4 separate regions of the Homo sapiens genome follow, and all the other regions are linked to region 1. Evidence: chromatin contacts called from ENCODE Hi-C or POLR2A ChIA-PET data. All regions are on one chromosome and are shown on one strand. Each heading gives the region's core, a stretch centred on a gene start or an enhancer-like site at or near the end of the contact. The rest is flanking DNA. Distances are from core to core; before and after follow the strand shown.

Evidence for each region. Hi-C counts contacts between places; a loop is a spot of excess contacts on that map. ChIA-PET counts read pairs that join two places held with the same protein, here RNA polymerase II (POLR2A). Pooled maps may share reads with other maps.
Region 2: a map of mammary epithelial cell shows a loop between it and region 1 (5-fold over the local background). The contact joins two enhancer-like sites. A Hi-C loop is called at or near these places in 2 of 168 maps with a recorded cell type or tissue (Caco-2 and mammary epithelial cell) and 7 of 50 pooled maps.
Region 3: a pooled map shows a loop between it and region 1 (4-fold over the local background). The contact joins two enhancer-like sites. A Hi-C loop is called at or near these places in 2 of 37 single-sample maps with no recorded cell type and 2 of 50 pooled maps. POLR2A ChIA-PET finds 5 or more read pairs at or near these places in 1 of 52 experiments (T-cell).
Region 4: a map with no recorded cell type shows a loop between it and region 1 (2.2-fold over the local background). The contact joins two enhancer-like sites. A Hi-C loop is called at or near these places in 2 of 37 single-sample maps with no recorded cell type and 3 of 50 pooled maps. POLR2A ChIA-PET finds 5 or more read pairs at or near these places in 1 of 52 experiments (OCI-LY7).

What each region holds. Positions count from the first base shown.
Region 1 is chr20:18,410,787-18,413,940 of GRCh38, reverse strand. It overlaps DZANK1 (double zinc ribbon and ankyrin repeat domains 1), which reads left to right. Exons shown (of 21, transcript NM_001367614.1): 13 at 1,088-1,295. Among named protein-coding and RNA genes, the nearest start is that of LINC00851, 33 kb to the right of the region's middle. RefSeq lists a silencer at 390-439 and an enhancer at 1,310-1,359. Within about 2 kb of position 1,485, at least 4 of the 41 ENCODE cell types and tissues checked have a DNase peak (open chromatin) inside an H3K27ac peak, as active enhancers do.
Region 2 is chr20:18,900,791-18,903,944 of GRCh38, reverse strand. No RefSeq gene overlaps it. Among named protein-coding and RNA genes, the nearest start is that of SCP2D1-AS1, 72 kb to the right of the region's middle. Within about 2 kb of position 1,649, at least 2 of the 41 ENCODE cell types and tissues checked have a DNase peak (open chromatin) inside an H3K27ac peak, as active enhancers do.
Region 3 is chr20:18,877,922-18,881,075 of GRCh38, reverse strand. No RefSeq gene overlaps it. Among named protein-coding and RNA genes, the nearest start is that of SCP2D1-AS1, 49 kb to the right of the region's middle. Within about 2 kb of position 1,720, at least 2 of the 41 ENCODE cell types and tissues checked have a DNase peak (open chromatin) inside an H3K27ac peak, as active enhancers do.
Region 4 is chr20:18,738,278-18,741,431 of GRCh38, reverse strand. The region is part of intron 4 of DTD1 (D-aminoacyl-tRNA deacylase 1); the gene reads right to left. Among named protein-coding and RNA genes, the nearest start is that of DTD1-AS1, 41 kb to the right of the region's middle. Within about 2 kb of position 1,516, at least 9 of the 41 ENCODE cell types and tissues checked have a DNase peak (open chromatin) inside an H3K27ac peak, as active enhancers do.

The DNA of each region.
Region 1 (3,154 bases), core at 236-2,735:
GTGTTAGATTTTTATAATTTTATACATTTCTCTAAGCTGGATAAAGACTTTCCATGTTTCTTCTTATCTCTTTATTATAAGAAGTTAAAGATTGATCATTATTAGAGGATACACTCAGCACTTTGTATGCAGTTTTAGGGAGTTCATGACCTTTTTTTTTTGAGACAGAGTCTCGCTGTGTTGCTCAGGCTGGAGTGCAATGGTGCAATTTTGGCTCACTGCAACCTCTGCCTCCCAGGTTCAAGCAATTCTTCTGCCTCAGTCTCCTGAGTAGCTAGGATTACAGGCCCGTGCCACCATGCCCGGCTAATTTTTGTATTTTTAGTAGAGATGGGGTTTCACCATGTTGGTCGGGCTGATCTCGAACTCCTTACCTCGTGATCCACCCACCGTGGCCTCCCAAAGTGCTGAGATTACAGGCATGAGCCACCATGCCCAGCCGTTCATGGCTTTCTTAACCCAGTTTGAAAGATTTAAATCCTAAACTGCCACTAGCCCTTATTCCTTTGTGCAAATGAAACAAAGGTGTTCTTTTCTCAAGACACTTGACTGCCATCTATTGGAAATTGCTTGTAATATACTGGTTTCTCTACTAGAAAAATTACCCTAATACATATGCAAATATATGATGTTCACCATATGAATGGTACTACTTTGAATGCAGTGACGTTGTGCAACGCACAACCTTTCATGGTAGTCCTCTCAGGTCCCCAGGTTTAGATGCAGGAAAGTATGTTAGAGAAAATGTTGGTGACCAGTGGCTGAGTGTGGATTAGTAGTGAAGTCTATGCTCTATTGGATTACAGAGCTGAAAAGGATAGATATCTTCCAGGCATCAAGCAGGCCGGCAAACACCCCTTGATTTGCTGACTTTTAGATAATAAATGGCTAATCCTGGATCAGGCTGGAAGTTGCTGAGAAAGACAGGAGCAAGGAAGATGAGGCAAAGGCTGGAAAACCCTATTAGTTCCAAGTACACTTTTCTTGAGATACTTTTTATTCTGATTAGAGTTGTTTTCTATAAGTAAAATGCAAGATTGATTAAATTATATTCTAATTTTAAAAATGTCTTCTGCCTCACGCATGGCCCCGATGTGCCTGGCAGTCCCTGAATATTCCTTTGCCCAGATCTGATGTTGGGACTAAGAGGGACATAGGAACACAGACTGTTGGCCTCTTCTACCCATCTGGCAAGCTGCTAGCAAAAAAGGAACAGGAACTAGCCTCTCAAAAGCAGAGGCAGGAGAAAATGAGTGACCATAAACCCCTCCTGACAGCCATCAGCCCAGGAAGAGGTAAGGGGGAGGATGCCCTTTCTTCTGGTCGGGAGGGAATTCACTCTTTCTGTGAAAGAACATTTCATTTTCTCTTCCTTTTAGATTTATTTGTATGTGTAAGAAGTAAGTTTCTTTCTTTTCCTCTTTTTCAAGTAATTTTCTTTGTATTGGAAAAAGAAGCTCTTCCTGTAAGCTCCTTCTTAAACTTTCAGTATTCTGATGTTTTAGCTCATAGCCCTGTAGTCTAGTTCCTCAGTCACATGGCGCATGTGGGTTTCTTTTGTCGTGACGGCATGTTGTTAGTGCACAGTGCTATTGCTATCTGCCATTATCCCTTTTTTTAATTGTAAAATTTAAATAACATAAAATTCACCATTTTGACTATTTTTAAGTCTATAATTTGGGCCAGTTGTGGTGACTCATGCCTGCAATCCCAGCACTTTGGGAGGCCAAGGCTGGAGGATCTCTTGAGTCTAGTCTGGCCAACAAAGTGAGACCCTGTCTCTACAATTTTTTTTTTAAAGCAGTCATTTGTGGTGGTGCATGCCTGTGGTCCCAGCTACATGCTTCAAATTTCATTTTGAAATTTAATCTCTATTGTGGTGGTATTAAGTGGCGGGACGTTTTGGAAATTGATCATGAGGATGGAGCCCTCATGAATAGATCAGTGCCTTATGAAAGGGCTGGAGGGAATGAGTTAAGGCCCCTTTTTGTCCTTTGGCCCTCCCTCCATGTGAGGACACAACGTTGCCCTCCTTTGGAGGATGCAGCAACGAGGCACCATTTTGGAAGCAGAGAGACCAGGCCCTCCCCAGACACCTAACCTGCAGGGACCTTTATTTTGGACTTCTAGCTTCCAGAATGTGAGAAATAAATTCCTGTTCTTTATAAATTACCCAGTCTCAAGTATTTTGTTTATAGCAGCACAAATGGACTAAGACAGTTTGCTAGTATTTTCTTGAAGACTTTTGTGTCTATATTTATAAGAGATATTAGTCTGCAGTTTTCTTCTTTCCTTCTACTGTCTGTCTGATTTTGGTATCAGGATAATGGTAGCCTTATAGAAACACTTCTTTTTTTTTGAAGTGGTTATGAAGAATTGGTATTAACTATTATTTAAATTTTGGTAAATTACCTGTGAAGCTATCTGGATCTGATGTTTGTCTAGTGGGCAATTCTGATTACTCTTTACTTTTTATAGGTCTGTTCAGATTTTCTATTTCTTGTTGAATCAGTTTTGGTAGTTTGTGTTTTTCCAGATATTTATCTATTTCATCTGATTAATTTATTAGCATACAGTTGTTTGTGATACTCTTTTATAATCTTTTTTATTTCAATAAAGTTGGTGATAACATCTCCTATTTCATTTCTAATTCTAGTAACTTGAGATGTCACTTTTTTTGGTCAATCTTACTAAAGGTTTATCAATTTCATTGATCTTTTCCAAGAACCAACTTTTGGTTTTATTGATTTTCTATTATTTTTATATTCTGTATTTCACTAAATTCCACTCTCATCATGATTTCCTTCTTTCTTCTTACTTTAAGTTGACTTTGCTCTTCTTTTCCTCGTTTAAGGTCAAAGATTAGGGTGATGATTTTGAGATCTTTCTTCAGAATGTGAACATTTGCTGCTATAAATTTCTGTTTGAGCTTTGCTTTCACTGCGTCCCATAAGTTTGGTGTACCTTCATTTTCTTTCTTTCTTTCTTTTGAGATAGGATCTCACTTTGTCACCCAGGCTGGAGTGCGGTGGCACAATCATGGCACACTGCAGCCTTGACCTCCTGGGTTCAAGTGATCCTCTTCCCTCAATCTACTGAGTAGCTGGGAGCACAGGCACAAGCCACCACACCTGGATAATTTTTAAACGTTTTT
Region 2 (3,154 bases), core at 400-2,899, 490 kb before region 1:
CCTTTCTCACTGGGATGTCCATAAACTCCAGCCTGCAGGGCTCTGCCCACTCTATCAACTCCTGAAGGTAAACGCTTTCTGGAGCAATATTTTGTATGTACCACTCCTTCTTACAAAACATTTCATGGCTTACCATTCCCTGCAAGGCAATATCCATTCCTCTTAATCTTCTAGGTCTCCACAGGTCACACTCAGCCTGGCTTCTCAGTCTAGGGATCCAGCCAACCTAGCCCCTAAGACAGGAATGACTGGGTCACCTACGCCTTTACTTTCCCCTTAGTCTTCTGCCATCCCCTCAGCCATCCACAGAACTATTATAGAAGGGAAAACAGGGAATGGAGTATCCCTTAGGCTTCAAGCAAGTCTATGGAGAAAATGGCTATGGAGAGGTAGAGGTGGTCACACCCAGGAAACCAAACGCTTTGGCCTCCAGCTGAACTGTAAAGAAGAGGCAGCATGGTAAGCACAATTAATAACAATGTACTTGATATAGTTAGGCTTTGTGTCCCCACCCAAATCTCACCTTGACTTGTAATCCCCAGGTGTTTATGGAGAGACCTGGTAGGAAGTGATTGGATTAAGGGGGTGGTTTCCCCATGCTGTTCTCTCGATAGTGAGTGAGTTCTCACGAGATCTGATGGTTTTATAAGGCAGTTTTCCCCACTCTTGCTAACACTCTCTCTCCTGCCGCCATTTGAAAAGGTCCAAGCTCATTTCCCCCTTGCCTTCCAGCATAATTGTAAGTTTCCTGAGGCCTCCCCAGCCATGTGGAACTGTGAGTCAATTACACCTCTTTCCTTTATAAATTACCCAGTCTCAGGTAGTAACTTTATAGCAGTGTGAAAATCAACTAATAACGTACTATATATTTCCAAATTACTAAAACAGTAGGTTTTAAATATTCTTACAAAAAATAAGTAGATTAGGTGATGGACAGAGTAATTAGCTTGATTTAATTATTTCATAAGTATACACATATCAAAACCTCACACTGTACCGCATAAATATATACAATTATTACTTGTCAGTTAAATTTTTTAAAATAGAGTCCGCCAAGGTGTAATGGGCCTTCATTCCAATGAGATTTCTCTTCTTGGTCTAAAAATAGAGTGACCTACCAGACTAAGAGAACTTTCAGGATATAGAATTTTGACTTTTAAAACCAGAAGCATCCCAGGCAAACAAGGACCAGTTGGTTCCACAGGCCATTTGCTTTGGCCAGCTGGATCAAGCGAGAAAAGATGACTCTGCTGAGATGAAATAGCTCCATGCCTACCAGACAGAGTCTACCATAAACCATAGCCAGATGCATATGTTGCTTATCGCACACATTGCTTCTTTGAAGAGAATAACTAGTGCCAAGCCCCAGCCTAAGCGTGAGCTGGCTGGGTAAGTAAACAGATTGCTCAAGAGAAGTTCTTCAGGGTGGCCTGTGAATGAGCTGCTGACCCTCTCCCATCTTCTGCAGGTGGCTCATTCAATCGCCAAATCTTCCCCCACCCACCATCCCAAAAACCTGACCGCCAGTGACCTCCCAGCTGAAAGACATTGTGTGAAAGAGGAAAACACATTCCAGCTTGGCCACTCAGCAATCTTAATTAAGATAAGCCTGCTTATAAATATTCAACCTGTCACAAAGCTCCATAAGCTCCTCTTTGCTTATGGAATGGCTTAATTGCAAAGTCTGGGTCTTGAGCGCCTGTTGATGTCTCAGACTGATGTAAATACCATTAACCCTGAGAAAAAGGTTGCACCCCTGGCAGCCAGAAGAGAATATGCAAATCTGATGGGGGAAAACAGCTACACATTCCTTTGCACATAAAAAAGAAGCAGCATGCAATGAAAGTTAGGTCTTTCTCCCCTGCTCAGTCTAGAGGTCTGGACGGTGAGCTCAACTCTACCATGAGGACACCAACTTCCAGGGAGGCATTTGGCTTTCCCCAGCCTTATTTTCTTCCATCTGCAAAATGAAGCCATGGATTCAGCTCTTTCAGAGATCTTTTCAGCTCTAGGGGAGTGCTCCATCCCTGAAGATGGGTAAAGACCAAGAGCATGGCTATGGTAAACTGTATAGGTATAGGCTGGAGACAGCTCTGGTGTTGAGGATTTGGGTAATAGAACACTTACTATGAACCCACAATGTGAAGTGGTTACTAAAGAAGGTTTCGTGAGGCCTTAGCTTAAAGTGTCTGCATAGATACTGTTGGGACTGCACCCAGATGACCTCAGAGCCTTCTCACCATTTGTCATGGACTGAATGTGTCCCATCAAATTCATAGGTTGAAGCTCTAACCCCCAATGTGGATGTATTTGGAGTTAGCTTCTTTAAAGAAGTAATTAAGGTTAAATAAAGCATTAGATTCTCAGGTAAAGGCAAAAAGGAAAAAAAAAAAAAGAGGCTGTTAGGGTGGGACTCTAATCCAATCTGACTAGTGTCCTCATAGGAACAGGAAGAGACACCAGGGATGTGCAGGCACAGAAGAAAGGCCAAATAAGGGCACCATTTGGGAAGGTGGCCACCTGCAAGCCAAGGAGAGAAACACTCACCAGAAATCAACCCGGTGGCACCTTGATATTTGATTTCCAGCCTCCAGGATGGTGAGAAAAAAAATTCTGTTGCTCAAAGCACCCACTCTGTGGTATTTTGTCATAGCAGCCCAACCAGACTAATACACCAGTTCTGGGTGCCCAGCCCTCTTCTGTGCACTTCACATTTTTTTTTATTTATGTTTTGACTCAGGTTCTTGCTCTGTTGCTCAAACTGGACAGCAATGGTGTGATCTCAGCTCACTGCCATCTCAACCTCCTGGGCTCAAGTGATCCTCCCACATCAGCCTCCTAAGTAGCTGGGACCACAGGCACACACCAAAATATCCAACTAATTCTTTATTTTTTGTAGAGAGGAGGTCTTTCTATGTTGCCCAGGCTGGTCTTGAACTCCTGTCCTCAAGCGACCCTCCCACCTCAGCCTCCCAATGTGTTGGAATTACAGGCAGGAGCCGCTACACCCAGCCTTCACTCCTATCACTCACACCTGCAACCCACTTCAATGCCCTTGCACTGCTGGAACTATGACCCAGAACAAAGAAAGCAAGAAGTGCCTTGGAGTTGATGTGCCTGCCCTCCCTGGTGCAGGGTATGAAAGCCTCACTCC
Region 3 (3,154 bases), core at 471-2,970, 470 kb before region 1:
TCACCAGGCAATCAAGGAGAGAGTGGAGTGAATATTTAAAGTGTTAAGAGAAAAAACCTACCAACCTATAATTCTGTACCCTGTGAAATTATCTTTCGAAAGTGAAGGAGAAATAAAGTCTTTCTTAGACAAACAAAAATTGAGGGAATATTTTTCCACAGACTTGCCCTGAGAGAAATATTAAAAGAAATTCTTTAGCAAGAAGGAAAATGATAAAGGTCAGAAATGCAGATCTATGTGAAGAAGGAAAAAGCATCAAAGAAGCAATATTCAAGGTAAAATTAAAGTTTTTATTTTTCTCCTTCTTAATTGATCTAACAGACAATATTTTGTTCAAAATAATCACAGAAATATATTTGATTATATATGCTTATTTGTGTGTGTATGTGTATATATGCCTATATATGCTTATGTGTAAGTAAAATGAATGACAGCAATGATACAAGGCTCAGGAAGGAAGAATTAGGAACATTTTGTTATTATGAGGTACTCACACTACAAGTGAAGAGTATAGTGTTATTTGAAAGTGGACTTGGATTAATTATAAATGCATATTGAAAACTTTAGGGTGAGCACTAAAAAAGGTAAGAAGAAAAAAGAAGCATAACTAATATGCTAATAAAAGAGAGAAAATAGAATTATATTAACTAAAACCACAAAAAGGCAGAAGAGTGGAAAACAAAAATAGGAAAAAGAACAAGGGTAATCAATAGGAAACAGGAATAAATACATTAGATATTAATCCATCTCTATCAATAATTACTTTGAGCATCAATGGTCTAAATGTACAAGTTAAAAGGCAGATATTGTCAAGGTGGATTAAAAAACAATACCCACCTATATGTTGTATACAAGAAACCCATTTAAAATATAAATACACATATGGATTAAAAGTTAAAGGGGAGAGGGGATCATCATGGTGGACGGGAGGCAGGACTAGATTGCAGCTCCAACTTAGAGGGACAGAGCAGCATGCAGAGGCTTGCACTGTGAATTTTAGCTCCAGTTCAACTGCAAGAACAAACCAGTAATACCAAGAGGACACAAAGACCCTCTGAAGGAAGTGGACTGCTCCTGCAGGACCCAGGAGACACCCCAAATACTGCAAGTGCCCCCAACTGCAGAAGTGGGAAAGGGAGATCCTCCTCTCCTGAACACATCCCCACTGGAGAAACTGGAGGTCTGTTTGTGGGAGAAGTTTCTGACCTTACCTGGAGCTGAGTCAATTTAGAGAGCCAAGTGAAATACAGGGGTGGAGGAAGCAGCAAGAAAGGCACTGAGAGCTCACTGGGTCCCCAAACAGGCCATTCCTGCCTGGCACCACAGGGATCCATCAGGAGGGCAACCAGAGGAGTGGGGAAAAACATCACAGGGAGAAGGAAATCTCCAGCTGAGCTTTGTAATAATTTGAACTGGGTGAGAAGCCTCCCAGCCAGAAGTTGGGGGAGGGCACGAATCCAGTGTGCAGACTCCACAGATTGGGAAGGAACCAAGCCATTTTCTTTCCCAGCTGGGAGGCGAGTAGCCTGGGGCAAGTTCTCAAGCCTGGCTCACCCACTGCCTAGAAAGAGACTCTGGACTGTGGGGTGGGGCAAGGTGGGAGTGAGACCAGCCCTTTGGTTTGTGTGGGAGCTGGGTAAGGCCTGTGACTGCCAGCTTTTCCCCACTTCCCTGACAACCTGCATGACTCAGCAGAGGCAGCCACAATCCTGCTAGGTACACAACTCCATTGACCTGGGAACCTCACCCCCATTCCCCACAGCAGCTGCAGCAAGACTGGCCCAAGGAGAGTCTGAGCTCAGACATGCCTAGCCCTGCCCCCACCAGATGGGCCTTCCTTACCCACCCTGGTAGCTGAAGATGAAGGGCATATAATCTTGGGAGTTCTAGGGCCCCGCCCATGACCAGTTCCTGTCCATACTACCACAGCTGATGCTCTCAGGAAAGCATCACCTAGTAGCAGAAGGCCAATCAGCTTTAGAGAATTAAGCCACCAAAGCTAAAAACCCTCACAGAGTGCATTTCACACCCCTGCCACCTCCAACTGAACAAGTGCTGGTATCCACATCTAAGAGAGTGATAGACAGTTCACATCACAGGACTCTATGCAGACAAACCCCAGTACCAACCCAGAGCCTGGTAGACTTGCTGAGTGGCTAGACCCAGAAGAGAGACAACAATCACTGCAGTTTGGCTTACAAGAAGCCACATCCATAGGAAAAGGAGGACAGTACTACATCAAGGGAACACCCCATGGGACAAAAGAATCTGAACAACAGCCTTCAGCCCTAGATCTTCCCTCTGACAGAGCCTACCCAAATGAGAAGGAACCAGAAAACCAACTCTGGTAATATGACAAAACAAGGCTCTTTAACACCGTACCCCTACCCCCGCCCCACAAAAAAATATTACACTAGTTAACCAGCAATGGATCCAAACCAGGAAGAAATCCCTGATTTTCCTGAAAAATAATTCAGGAGGTTAGTTATTAAGCTTATCAAGGAGGCACCAGAGAAAGGTGAAGCCCAATGCAAGGAAATAAAAAAAATTATACAAGACATTAAGGGAGAAATATTGAAGGAAATAGATTGCATAAAGAAAAAGTCAGAGATCCAAGAAACATTGGACACACTTATAGAAATGCAAAAATGCTCTAGAAAATCTCAGCAATAGAATTGAACAAGTAGAAGAAAGAAAATCGGAGCTGGAAGACAAGATCTTTGAATTAACCCAATCCAACAAAGACAAAGAAAAAAGCATAAGAAAATATGAACAAAGCCTCCAAGAAGTCTAGGATTATGTTCAATGACCAAACCTAAGAATAATCAGTGTTCCTGAGGAAGAAGAGAAATCTAAAAGTTTGGAAAATATATTTGGGGGAATAATCAAGGAAAACTTCTCCAGCCTTGCTAGAGATCTAAACATCCAAATACAAGAAGCACAAAGAACACCTGGGAAATTTATCGCAGAAAGATCATCACCTAGGCACATTGTCATCAGGTTATATAAAGTGACAATGAAGGAAAGAATCTCAAGTGCTGTAAGACTGAAGCACCAGGTAACCTATAAAGAAAAACCTATCAGATTAATGGCAAATTTCTCAACAGAAATCCTACAAGCTAGAAGGGACTGGGGCTCTATCTTCAGCCTCCTC
Region 4 (3,154 bases), core at 267-2,766, 330 kb before region 1:
CCACAAAATGCACGTGACACCTGGACCAGCAACAGTAAGATGCTCGTGTCAGAATGTAAATCAGTACATAGCTTCCTTCATCAGCAAAGTATTGTGAGAGATTTCTTCTCAACTGTGAGCTCTGTGGTGTAGCTGACTTCATTCTGGCCCAAAATGAAGGTTGCAGTGAGCCGAGATCACGCCACTGCACTCCAGTCTGGGTGACAGTGAGTGTGCATACACATATACACACATATATAAATACTCATGAACAGGTCCAAGTTAGATGCTGAGAAAGTACAATTTTAGTTTTAAAAAGTAAGATGCCGTCTCAGTTTTGTTCTTTGTTTCGCCATGGCCTGGTAACAAACAGTTCATGCAGCAGCACTTTAAGTAGGAATGAATGATCTGGAGCAAAGATGACAAAAAGCTAGCATTTTTAAAATCTGAGAAATGGCCACACAGAGCTGCTTGTTACATAGTTCTTTGTAGTATTACTTTTCCATGGAAAAATATTTTTCTCTTGACTATTCTGCCACAGGTTAGGAGGAATTTCCTGCATCTAAAATAACAGGCTTCTTTCCTTTCGTCTGTCTTCTGGTATTAAAATGCTCTTTCTTTGATGAAATGATAAGGACAGTATACAGGACTCCTTCTGTCTCATTCCCTTTCTTGCAAACAGATTTTGGATTTTTGCAATGTGGATATACCCATTACTACTAAGCTATACACTTAAAATGGTTAAGATGGTAAGTTTTATGTGTATTTTACTATAATTTAAAAAATTAAGCAATTTTGGAAATCATAAGTTAGCAATCCATGCTAGACTCCCCAATTTCTTTTTGTTTTCTATATTCCTGATTCATAAAATCCAAATATCTTGAAATTGGTGTTCTGCAGTAAATTGTGGTAAGCTGCCTTCTGCTGCCAGCAATTGACATTTTATATTCGCATCCATGTGTTCATACTTGTATGTCTTACTTGTGTGTAGATGCATACACATATACACACATATATAAATACTCATGAACAGGTCCAAATTAGATGCTGAGAAAGTACAATTTTTAAAAAGCAAGATGCCCTCTCAGTTTTGTTTCTCATCTTCAGAGATTAAAAACAAAACAAAACAAAACAAAAAAAAAACAAAATGTGAATATCAACAGTCACAAAATTAAATAAACCTCCTCCCCCTTGCTAAGTAATCTCATGCAAAGGCCTCTTTGTGACCCAGCCTGTTCTTCACTTTGTACTCTTTTATGCTATTGAGAACCAGATCCAGAGAGGACGATGGGGAGTAACCCCAATTAGCACAGCCCTCTGGAGGCTTCTCAGCTCCTCGTAGTGTCATTCGACTCTGTGCTGAGGCAGAGGCACAGACACCACAGATGCAGAAACATCCATCTGACCTTCCCCTCCAACCCTATCCCCTCCCACCGAGAGCCAGCTTTTAAATCACATGTGATAACTATTTAAATGACAGGCACAGCCCACATTTCTGCCAGTGATGTAATGCTGACTCTCTTACAGTATTTATCTTAAAACAACCCAACCACATATGGCTCCATGCCGCAAACTCAAGTTCTCTGTGAGAACATTGTGAACTAACCTAATAAATTTAAGCCTTTTCTGGGAAAACTTGGAATCCAATGCAGCCAAAATGTGGAATTTACATCTCAAAGCAAGAAAGCAGCTGGATTTTTTTTTTTAAGGAAACAAATGAGAAAAAAGAAGAAGAAAAGAAACTGGTACTGCATATGAGCTCAAGCAAAATGTCAACAGCTTTCAAATTAAGAGGAGATGCATGTCAAGGAGAATATAAACCACTACAGGTCTGTGAACATACAATCTACAAACACTGAAATAGAGTACTTCTGGGTTTTTGTCTGTTTGCTTGTTTTTAATCAACTGGCAAGAAAGCCCACATTGTAAGGGAGAGACTGTCCAAACCATGCTGGCTTTAGCGCCTTAGAGAGAAACCCAGCCTTCCAAAAGCTGCCCTGGACACACAGACACCACCAGGGGCCAGGTGATGATCCTGTGGTCAGCCTGCACCTTTCACAGTGAAGCTTGGGAACACGTGTGCCAAAAGAGGGGGGACTGGAATATGCAGATCCAGACTCACCCAATTCATGATTAAATCCACTGAAAACATAAGCGTTTTTCTTTTTAATTAAGATGCCCAAGCTCTAATTGCACAATCTAAGAATGAACTAGTTGAACATTGATCTTATAATGCCTGATTTCAGGGCCTGCAAACTTAAATGCCTTGAGAGACCAGCCAGGAAGCAAAATGAGTTAAGTGGCCAAGAGTAAGACAATATGGCAGGGTGGAGCCTGAGGCCACACTGCAGAGGACAAGCTCCACCTAAGGCCTTAGGACACACTGCAGAGGACAAGCTCCACCTAAGGCCTGAGGCCACACTGCAGAGGACAAGCTCCACCTAAGGCCTGAGGACACACTGCAGAGGACAAGCGCTACCTAAGAACATTCGCACTTTCTTTTCAAACATGTATCTGGACCATAATGTTGATGGGGTGCATATGTGTCACCTGTTAGGGATCCCCACTTAGCATTTCCACCTATGTGACCTTGTTTGCTCTTAATAACCTGATAGTAGTTGAATGATCATCAATGTCCCACAGAGAAGCCACTGCCAGCTGCCTACACCGCAGCTACTCATCTTCCCAGCCCCTTCCTCCCTCCCTGCTGGCAGGAGTCTCCTACTTCAGAGGTGGCAATGTCTGGTTCTCCTGTCACATGGCATGTGACACAAACCATAGCCAACAAGACCTGAGGGGACTGCAGAGGGTCTTTGGAAAAAGGCTTCCCTCCCTAATAAACACAGGTGAGAGGAAACACTGCCTTCCTTCCTATCCTTGGCCATAGTCAGGGGAGGAAACGGAGCTTCGGAATGGTGCAGCTCTCAAAACGAGGAGGGGACATCCAGAGGTGCACAGAAGTCTCTGGAGAGCCCCGGCAGAGTTGAGCCAGCTGAACCAGCTTTCCCCTTAGGGGAGGCAACCAGGCTCCTTACTGTTTAAGCCACCCTCACGTTATAAGCCACCCTCATGTAGGTTTGTGGCACTTGAAGTTGAAAGCAAAATCTTACACCACATGCCCATGGACATAAACAAGACAGCAACGCCCAGCAAGGTCATGTGACTTGCTTAAGGT